2 separate regions of the Homo sapiens genome follow, and region 1 is linked to region 2. A link is a loop called in an ENCODE intact Hi-C map of the cell type or tissue named here. Cell type or tissue: natural killer cell. All regions are shown on one strand. Links, peaks and the distances in the headings refer to the core of each region. The heading gives the core; the rest is flanking DNA.

The links. Peaks named below come from ENCODE experiments on the same cell type or tissue, not always from the same donor. Only the 100,000 strongest peaks of a DNase experiment are listed, where the experiment ranks them.
Region 1: it touches region 2 in a loop (9-fold over the local background); 7 of 110 quality-filtered maps call a loop at or near these places.

The regions. Positions count from the first base shown.
Region 1 is chr15:74,898,585-74,903,952 of GRCh38, reverse strand. It overlaps MPI (mannose phosphate isomerase), which reads right to left. Exons shown (of 8, transcript NM_002435.3): 8 at 1,734-5,368. FAM219B (family with sequence similarity 219 member B) reads left to right here. Exons shown (of 5, transcript NM_020447.5): 5 at 1,167-3,961. The coding sequence ends at 1,334. Among named protein-coding and RNA genes, the nearest start is that of FAM219B, 5.6 kb to the left of the region's middle. RefSeq lists an enhancer at 4,742-5,241. In natural killer cell, for the core only: CTCF peaks have their summits at 1,986 and 2,189 (motif pointing right); a DNase peak (open chromatin) is centred at 2,192; H3K27ac peaks cover 290 bases.
Region 2 is chr15:74,633,067-74,638,434 of GRCh38, reverse strand. EDC3 (enhancer of mRNA decapping 3) reads left to right here. Exons shown (of 7, transcript NM_025083.5): 6 at 2,809-3,026. Among named protein-coding and RNA genes, the nearest start is that of CLK3, 20 kb to the right of the region's middle. In natural killer cell, for the core only: CTCF peaks have their summits at 2,896 and 3,105 (motif pointing left); a DNase peak (open chromatin) is centred at 3,094.

The DNA of each region.
Region 1 (5,368 bases), core at 261-5,260, 270 kb before region 2:
GTTGTTCCATCTATGAAAACTCAGGCTAAAACACTCCTGGGATAGCCATGTAGACATTTTTCTAGAGTGACTGTCCCAGATAGAAAAACAGGGATGTAAAATCCTGGCAAGTGAAGCCCATTCCCTTTGACAGAGGTGAAGTGCTGGGGACCTGACTCTACACCACTTGCTTTTCTTACTCTCCTGGAAATCTTGGCTAATCTCTGAGTTTCTGTCACAGAGAATAGAGCAGTTTGCAAATTTTGTCCTCCTTAAATGTCTGAGTGTCAAAGATTGTGTGTAAGAGGAAGTCTTACACTTTCCCCAGCCTCATTTATTTTTCTTTTTCTTTTTTTTTTTTTTTTTTTTTTTTGAGACAGAGTCTCACTCTGTGGCCCAGGCTGGAGTGCAGTGGCATGATCTCAGCTCACTGGAAGCTCCGCCTCCCAGGTTCACGCCATTCTCCTGCCTCAGCCTCCCGAGTAGCTGGGACTACAGGCGCCCGCCGTCACGCCTGGCTAATTTTTTCTATTTTTTAGTAGAGATGGGGTTTCACCATGTTAGCCAGGATGGTCTCGATCTCCTGACCTCGTGATCCACCTGCCTCGGCCTCCCAAAATGCTGAGATTACAGGCGTGAGCCACCACGCCCAGCCTTATTTTTCTTATGTTCAGTGAACTGATGAAACCAACCAACAAATTCCACTTTGCAGGAACCCACCTCTGTTGGCATCAAAGGATAAGTCTAACCAGCAGTGTGTAGACAAAGCTGCTCACCACCCCCTTCCACTGTAACCCATGCTCTACTACGCTAGCCCATTGTTCTGTTATTATCCCATATTCTTCAGCTTTGATAGGGACTAGTCTGGGCTCCCAGTGGGAACTGTCAGAGCACTGATTTTCAAACATATTGGGAACTCGATATTTACATGAATGCCTCAGGATTTAGTGAGAACAGATCCCTGGGGGTCAGTGACAGTGAAGTCTGGACAGTACTAAGGCTTACTGCTGGCTGAGGCACAAGTAGGAGAAGGTGGTACTTCCTCCTGTAGTCCAGGGATGTGTGGGGTTGGCCTGGGGTGGGACATGGACAGGAAGCCCTGGTAACGGAATGTGGTTCTGTCTTTTGGGTAGCAGTTACTTCTGCTTTGCATCTTGGCCTATAGTTCCCTCCTCTCCTTCTCTTAGCAGGTGAACCAGGATGTGAGCCGGCAGCTGCTTCAGGATGGGTATCACCTGGATGAGATTCCAGATGACGAGGACTTGGACCTCATCCCCCCTAAGCCCATGGCCTCTTCAACATGCTCCTGCTGCTGGTGCTGTCTTGGGGACTCTTCTTCCTGTACCCTCCAGTAGACATTACCCTCCAAGGTGGGCCCTGCTCACCATGAGGCCTACAGAGCCCTGTTGGCCACTCATAGCTCACACAGTGCAGTGAGCACTGAAGTCACTGACCCCTAGAAAGTGACCTGCAGGTAGCCCTTACCTGTTGCTTCTCAGGCCAGAGGCCCCCATCTGGGCTGTGGGCTGATAGGTAGAATTCTGTAGTTTTCCTCTGCTGTTGGAGCAGAGTTTGGAGAAGTCACTTTAATAAGGGCAAGACAGAAAATTCTGGTTCTTATGGTGGGTGACAAAGGTGGCTAAGGAAAACACTTGCAGACAGCTTGATTGGTATTTGTCATAGTGCTTCAGGGAGGCAAAAAGGGAGCTCTTGTGCCCAGGCTGTGCTAGATAGTGTTGAATGGAGGCAGAAAATAGCACTTTATGGTTTATTATAGCTGGCAATCCAAAAAAGAAACTGTTTGAGACCAGTTCGAGAAATTCCGTTTGCTCTATTCTTCCTAGCTCTAAGATGGTTTGCAGGCTTGACCTTCAAGACAGCATAAAGTGAGTCCTTTTGTCCCTCTTCAGGTTGCACCTGTCTAACTATGACAGGGATCATAGCAGGTTGCTTAATGATACAGCAGGATCCTGGCTTCCAGAATCCCTGGACCTGGGGCATCCCCAACTGGTCCAACCGTCCGGGTGAGTTTAGTGATTCTGGTTTGCCCTTCCCTAGTTAGAGAAAAACTGCTCTGACATGTTCATATTTATTTATTTGTATTTCCTTGGTCTGGGTGAGTTTCTTCACCCAGTCTTTGAGCTAAAGATTAGGTCGAAGGTACTGGGGCTGGCCCCAGAAGCCTGCAGTTTTTATTATTACCAGCAGAGGGAGCTACAGGGAGCAGTCCGGTGCCTTCCTATTGTTTACTTTTTAAACTTTTGAGAAGTAGCAATGGACTCGTGAGAGTGGGTATACAGCTGTGTGGGCTTTGTCCTAGACTGAGGCTTACAGACAGGAAGGGTAAGAGAGACCTAAGCCAGCTCCTAGACCCTTGCCTGAGGAAATCAGTCCACCAGTGTAGAGGGCCTCCCTTCACTCCAGCATGGACCATTCTATTGCCAGATTCTTCTGGTCACAGCATGGGCCTTACTGGATACTCAGGATTGGGCTTTAAGCAGACCTCTGGGTGTGACACAGCCTCTTTCAGCCCCCAGCCCAAACAGCAGAAATAGGCATAATTTCTGCTGTGACACCCCCTACCCACAAATTGGAGAGTATATCTTGCTATACTCTATACCAAGCCTCTTTCTAGAATTTTTCCAACAGGTTTTGTTTTGTTTTTTGGCTTAACTCAGAACCATGGTGAGCGTTCTGCTTTGTTTTGTTGGAGACAGGGTCTCTGTCACCCAGGCTGGAGTGCAGTGGTGTAATCACAGCTCACTGCAGCCTCAACCTCCCAGGCCCAAGCAGTCCTCCCACATGGTGAGCTTTGAATGGGCATAGACAGGGTTCCCAGCCCAATAGTCGGGATTGGGGTATAGGTTCTACATGGGAAAGTATCCAGTCTCTTGCTTTACTCAGTGTCCTGTGACCACCAGAGGCATGAGAGGGACAACACACTCTTTTCGCTCTACCACAAGGGGTGACTAGAAGATGAGCAAGTCTAATAAAAAGATACGGCCTTATTTGTTATTTGTCTGACAACCATCCTTACGATGGTAATCCTGTGAGTGCCTGATGGACATCTATCTTTGTGTTTTTCTCAAACCATGGAAGGTTGAGAGGAATATACAGTATCTGGGGGCTGACTTACTCTACTAGCTAGGAGCATCACAGCAGAGAGATAGGACAGAGACCAGAGTCATGCCAGCTTGGGGTCTTGGGAAGAGAGGCAGATGGTTACTCTGTTCTGGAATGGGACTCTGCAGCTCTATGCAGTGGCCAACATTCTGAGCACTTTGTGCAAATGCTTGTAGAGCTCAAGAACATCTCCATCCAGAACCCCTTCCCCATCTGCAGAGACCATGTCCAGGCCTTTCTTGTGTCTGCAGAGGTGAAGTGCACATGTGGAAAGGGATCAAATGTAGCACAGTGTAAAGAAAGACAGCAACACAGGTAGAGGGACCCAGTGTGTGCTGGGAGGTGGCTGTGGAAGGTAAGTATAGACCTACATCTCTGTTGGGGAGGTGGTCAGGGCAGAATGGCCTGGGTGTTTAGCAGCTTCTAGGGGTGAGGGTGGCAGGACCCCAAAACCAAGGCCCTCTGCATCGTTGTTGTAATAATCAGCTCTGGCATATTCAGCTGCAACTGTCCCTGAAGAAGAGGTTTCTGAGCTGGCTGACCCCATGTAGGAGGGTGTTACCTTGTAGAAAAAGCTGGAGGGACCTGGTGGGACAGTGCAGTGAGGCAGGGTAGAAATGGTCAGTTGTTTAGGGCCAGTGGCCACATACCAAAATACCACCAATGTGCCCAGGGCCAAACTGCCTTAATTCTGAGTGCTGTGTGTTCTGCAGGTGACAGTTTCCTGAGGAGAGGGGTGTATCCAGGCTTACCTCCCAGCAGGAGTGGTACCATATGGTGTTTATGTACTACTCTATAGAACTCTTGGCTTGCACTTCTACAGCTCTGTACATTTATAAGAATAAATGCAATCACACTAGTTGAGCTGTGTCTGTGTTGCAGTGGATTTTAAAGGCCTTGGCCAGGCACAATGGCTCATGCTTGTAATCCCAGCACTTTCAGAGGCTGAGGCAAGCAAATCACAAGGTCAGGAGTTTGAGACCAACCTGACCTTACCTGGAATTGTAGATCCTGTCACCCCGTCTCTACTGAAACCCCGTCTCTACTAAAAATACAAAAACTTAGCTGGGTGTGGTGGCAGGCGCCTGTAGTCCCAGCTACTCAGGAGCTGAGGCAGAAGAATCGCTTGAACCCAGTGGGCGGAGGTTGCAGTGAGCTATCGCGCCACTGCACTCCAGCCCGGGAGACAGTGCGAGACTCCGTCTCAAAAAAATAAAAGTTAAGAATATCCTGGATATCCTGAAATGAAGAAATAGCTTAACAGCTGACTACAGCAATTCCTTCTGGAAACTCCCTCCCCTTTCTGCTGTTCCCACTGGGCATCACTTTCGGGCCTGTTTCACTGGACGGCATGAGTGAAATAGGCTCTTGCAAGTCACTTCTGTAGAATGGGTTCCCTTTAGCAGACCTTTTCTTTCCAGCTCATCTTTATTGTTTTTTAGCTGAAGAAAATTTGGAGGCAAGAAAACCCAGGAGATTTTTGAAGGTGGTTTCCTGGAACTCCATTGTATAGGGACTCTAGTGTGGGCAGAAGCCCAGAAAGATTCTTTTGCATGAATTTAAACCTTTATCCCACAGGAAGGAGCCAGTGGACTAAGTGATTAGTCTGTGGTGACAGGATCTACGATTGCAGGTCAGAAACCTCAGCAGCAGCAGACAGCCGACAGCCTCTTGCAGGTGTGTGCCACCCCTGGAGCAGGGCATCAGGAGATTCCCTCCTTCACACTTCCTGCCCGTTTAGGAAAGCTAACTGGGCTTCTCCTCGCCATGAAAATTGTCTAATTCGGTTCCTGAGTCCCTGTAATCTGCAACAGTTGAGTATGTTGTAGAGAAGTGGTTGACAGTCAATGGTTTCAGTTTTGCAGGCCGTACAGTCTAGTGCAACTCTTCAACTTTGCCACTGTGGCTTGAAAGCAGCCAGACAGTATGGAAATGAACAGGTATGGCCAGAACTGGCCTGCCAGCCTGGTTTGCGGACCCCTCCTCTAGGGCCAGTTGAAAAACAGGAGCCGGGCCAGGCGTGGTGGCTCACGCCTGTAATCCCAGCACTTTGGGAGGCTGAGGTGGGCGGATCACGAGGTCAGAAGATCGAGACCATCCTGGCTAACACAGTGAAACCCCATCTCTACTAAAAATACCAAAAAAATTGGCTGGGCGTGGTGGTGGGCGCCTGTGGTCCCAGCTACTTGGGAGGCTGAGGCAGAAGAGTGGCGTGAACCCGGGAGGCGGAGCTTGCAATGAGCCGAGATCGTGCCACTGCACTCCA
Region 2 (5,368 bases), core at 160-5,159:
TTGAATCTGGGAGGAGGAGGTTGCAGTGAGCTGAGATCACACCACTGCACTCCAGCCTGGGCAACAAGAGCAAGACTCCATCTCAAAAAAAAAAAAAAAAAAAAAAAAGATCTGAAGTTCAGAAAAGGGTCTTAGCTGATGCTAGAGATTTAGGAGTTGTCAGCTTGTAGATGGTGTAAGAGTAGATGAGATCATATAAGGAGAAGGTGTGAACAGAAAGGGCCTAGGGTGGGATTCTGGGGAACGTCGGCATGTAAGGCACAGTTAGAAGGATGAAGAAGAAGGCAGGAGAGGTAAGAAACCAAGAGGGTAGCGTGTAAGAACCAAGGAAATAGTCTTTGAAGAAAAAAGGAACGGCCGGCAATGGTAGTGCTGAGAGATCAATCAAAATTAGAGTTGACAAGTGCCTGTTGGATTTTTCGGTAAAGAGGAGGATGTAGGCAACCTTGTGGGAGAGTGGTGTCTGGAGTGGGGAGGCCACTTCCAAAGAGCAGGGCAGATCTGGGTTCACTGGGGCAAGGAAAGCCTCCTTTCCCTGAGCAGCACTCACAGATCCAAAGCCTCACATGATAGGATGTTGCTTCCCACAGGGCCCCTTCCCTATTTGCAAAATGGAACCTGGTCCTTGGCTTGTGCTTCCAGCCATGGTGTTTGGGAGTGCTTGCCAGAAAACTGATATTGCAGATAAATCCTGTAGCTCCTCACTCCAGCCTATTTTCATTCTCTGGGCCTGATAATGTGTTTGGATGGAAGGCATCTCCTGATTCTGAAGTGATCTTAATTCAAGCAGGCTTACTCCAAGCCAGATGTAAGATTTCCACCTCCCTCATCCTATTTGAGTTGGGGGTTGGAGTGTTAGTTTTTCCTTTTTCTTTGATTTAGGCCTGCTTCCTAGCTGTTAGATCCTTGGGCTCTCCTGTGCCAGGGAAGAGCCAGGGAAATGCCTACAGGAGGGGGTAGTGTGAGGTGCCCTCTGAAAGAGCATCAGGCCCGTGTGTCTGGTGTCTCCTGCACCTCCTCCCAGAGCCACTGTTGGGGGCACTTTGAGACCATTAAGTGGCTTCCCAGAAACATTAGTTTTGGAGCAGGAGCTGAATGTCCTTACCAAATCACACTCCTCTCTAGCCAGCTTCTTGGGGCTGGCTGTCCTTGTGCCAGTCTTTTCTCTTAGTGTCTGAACTATCCAAAGGTCCATCTCCTGTCCTTTGTAGCAGTTGCTGATGTTGAGAAATCAGACCCGTGGTTAGTAATCTTGAAGTTTAATGTATGTCAGGTGCCATGCAGTGTTCCACAGTGCTTTCACAACATAATTTAATGTGGTCCTCATAACTTCACCTCAAAGCTAAATAATAGCCCTGTGTTTTTGGATAAGCACACTGTGGCTCAGAGAGCTGAGGGACTTGCCCACATGATACTGCTGGTACACAGTCCAGCCAGGCCTCTAATCCACATAGGTCCATTTCCAGTGCCCATATACTCTACACCTTGCCGCTGGGTGTGTGAATGCCATGCTCTGCTTCTTTTGATTGGGGGTGGGAGAGGTTCTCCCTGAGAGGAAGAACCCTTTTAGAGAACAAAGTGAGTCAGATTCCACAACTCTGCAGCATCCTCTGAAGGGAGCAATTCTCATCATATTTCCTCTAAATGCAGAAATGGGAAGGCGAATGGTTTGGTGTCTGGAATATAGAGTAGATTGTTAAATTCTCCAAAATGTGTTTGGGAATGGGGGCAGTTATGAAGCTCCTCTTAGCTTGACAACATCTTGTCATCTTCCTCCCTTTGGGAAACCGGTAAGTGACTATCATTGCTCTGCCACTAGGCAGGGACCTATGGCCTTGCCGTCCATCTCCTCCCTACATTGCTGCCCCGTGAGCCAACTGTGCTGCCTATGAGTTGGGCACAGCTCTGGGGCTAATCCTCTTTATCTCCTTATTTGTGGCTTCTCTGAGTCTAGAGGAGTCTCAGCTTTGAATAGCAGAAAACTGGAAGTGACAACTTCATCCAAGGCAGCTGCTAGCCTAGGAGGCCAGGTAACCCTTGGCCTGCTGCCTCCGCCATGGTCAGCACTGACTGAGTACCTTACCTTCTTTGTGTTAGGCACTGCTAAGTGCTGGGCATCCGATAATCTGCACAGCATCCTATGAAATAGATACTGTTAATGCCTGCAGCATTGCTTTCATTAACTTCAGTAAGCTACTAAGCTCAGTAAAGAGAACCATTGGCAACTGACTGAGGAGAATGGAGAGCTATGGTACTTGCTGTGAGCTTATTAGGAGTTGAGGAGAGGTAAAGGCATGAGCCAGAGTAATCCCAGCAGAGGTAAGTCTTGAACTGGATCTCCAAGAAAAGGCGGTTCAGAGTTTGGAAAGTGAAAGGCTTTCTGGGCAGGGGATGTAGTTTGAGCATAAGCAGGAAAGAGCCTTACAAGTGCAGGAGAGGATGAGACCAGCCCTGCTGGAGTGAAGCAGACACGTTGGGGAAGAAGAGCAGACAAGGCTGCAGAGGAACTATTAAGTGTTCATGGGTCAGCAAAGCGGTGTTGTGGCAACAGTGTTGTGTGGAGCAAGATCTGGGTGAACCACTTAGTGGGAGGACCCAGCAATGATGTGAGGTTGGGGTTTGGGACAACAGGAGTGCCACCCTATAGACCTGGCCTGCAGTGGATTTTGTCCCCCTCTGGAGCCTGGGACTTGGTGAGCAGTGGGTAAGAGATCTGAGACCAATAGGTGCTACAGGCAATTGTCTGGTATAGGGTGCAAGGGATTGGCAAGTATGTAGCTGATACTGCTTCTTCACCTTCTTTTCCAGGTTGAATCCCAAAAATGTTCACCAGAGGCCTACAGTGGCTCTACTGTGTGGACCTCATGTGAAGGGGGCTCAGGGTATCAGCTGTGGAAGGCACCTAGCCAACCATGATGTCCAGGTCATCCTTTTCCTGCCCAATTTTGTCAAGATGTTGGAATCTATCACCAATGAGCTGTCGCTCTTCAGCAAGACCCAAGGCCAACAAGTGTCTAGCCTCAAAGGTGAGCACTTAGGCAGGGCTGGGCTGAAGGCCTCCTCCCTCCTTAGCAGTTTGATGGTCTCGTCATGCCACCCAGTGGCGACAGGTGGAAAGGCACTACGTGTGTAAGGATGGTGCTTCGCCTCTAAGGAGTCTTAGAACAGTAATATACTACTTCCCATCCCCTTATGCTTCTCCCTCTCCAACTACTCACATGAAGAGCTGGGGACCCATTGGTCCATTCCACAAATATTCGTTGAACAGGCACTCTTCCTGATGCTAGGGATATGGCAACAGATTTTTTTAAATCCATTCTTCTGTGGAGCTTATATTCTGGTTAGGAGGAACAAAAAGACATGTAACATACTTGTGTAGTTGTAGTAAGTGATGTGGATAAAAACAAAGCAGGGAAAGGAGGCATGTTGGAGGACTGGGTGGAGAGTAGGAGACTTGGACATTTCAGGGTCAGGTCATGATGGGCCTTGGGGATGACCACAAGGATTTGGGCTTTTACTCTGGTGAGATGGGCAGTCATTGAAGGAATAAGTAGAGAAATGATATAATCAAATTTAGGTTCCAGATGATCATTCTGGGTGCTGTTTGAGAGTAGACTACACAGAGGAGTACAGAGAAGTGTCAAGATGCTGTTGTGATCATGGGAGAGAGAGATTATGGTGGCTAAGACAAGAGTGGTAGTGCCAGAGGTGGTGAAGGTAGTTAGTTTCTAAATCAGTTTTGGAGATAGAATCCACAGACTGGATGTATGGGGGGTGGGAGAAAGAGAAGAGTTGGCAATGGCTCCAAAGTTTTTGGCCTCAGTAACTGAGGTGCGATCACTGAGATGGGAAAACTTGATAGAGAAGGTTTGGGGAGGAACAGCAGAAGCTCAGCTTGAGACACCTATTGGATATGCAGGTGGAAATGTTGATAGGGAACGAGTTATATGAATCTGAAGTGAAAGGATTCAGCCTAGAGTTACAAGCCATAGGGAATATTTAAGCCATGAGGAGCCTGGATATGCTGTCACATAGGAAGAGAGTAGATACAGAAGTTGGAAAACTGAGCTCTTTATTTAGAAGTCAGGGAGTAAAGAGCCTAACCAAGGAGATGGGACAGGAATGGTCAGTGAGGGAGGAAGAAAACCAGGAGAGTATGGTAGCTGAAAGCCAAGTGAAGAAAGGAGCATGTGGTCAGTGTGTCAGCAAGCCCCGTTCTAGGTTAAGGTCAAAGGAAGACAGAATCGACCACTGGATTTAGCATCTCTGTGGAGGCTCCTGGTGAGCTTGATGAGTGGTCTTAAGTGGAGTGGTAGGGACAGAGTCTGACTGGAATGGGTTTAAATGAGAACAGCAGGGAGAAGAATTGGAGAGAGCAAATATGGCCCAGAGAAGGGACTCCACCAGAGGTCACATAGTGAGTCAAGGGCAAAGCCTGGACCAGAAACTTCACCTGCTAAGTCTCGGGCCAGGCTCCTGTGGGCACACAGAAGATAGGATGCCACTCTCACTCTTGAGAGCCTCATCACCCACAGGGACTCCCCCCGGTGGCACATTCTAAGCAAGGAAGTTGTGAGTCTCTAGCTGAGAAATGCTAATACTCTAGGCTGAGAGCTGGGAAGGGGGCCTGGTGTGGGTTCCCCTTGTAATTTTTAACATGATGCCCCCTTCCAGGCAGTTCTTCCTCTTGCTGCCCAAAAGTTTTCCTATCCCAGCTGCTCCAGGACACAAGTCTCAACGACCATTAAGTTTGGTCTGATTTATGCTATTCTCAGTTTAACTTCTTAGGCCAGTACAGGATCTACATACTTGTTGAGACATCCTTTTCTAATACTGTCCCAGAAGCCTGGTTAGAGCAGAGGAGCCTGGGAGAATAGTAATAGGTTCCCTCTTAATTCTTAATTAAGGTTGGGCTGAGTGGAGGACCCATTCCTGTGAGATAATGAGTACGAGAGGGGACAGGCTTGCTAGAGTAGAATGAGTAGGCCAGCTGGAATAGAATAAGCATGCTCTCACCTGCTCACCCTTCTTGGGTCAGCAGATAGCAGTCAGCTCCTGTTTTTGCTGGACCTGAGTGGGGTTTCCCTGTGATGGCCACCTTGACAGTGGACTCTGCCTTCCCAGAGGTCATAAGGTGCCCAGGGCATTAGTTGGATATACAGAGGCATGCCTGAGAAGGCAGAGGAGGTGAGGGCTTTGTGCCCTGAGAAGCTCTGCACACTCAGGACGACAATGGTTCATCCTGAGAACTCCAGGAGGGCAGTGGTCTGCTGGGCTGACATGCACTTGGTCTCTAGCACTCAGCCCAGCCAGCTTGCAACTCCTAGGGCCTGTGCCCTGGCCCAGCTTTAAGAAGGCCAGCCTTTGG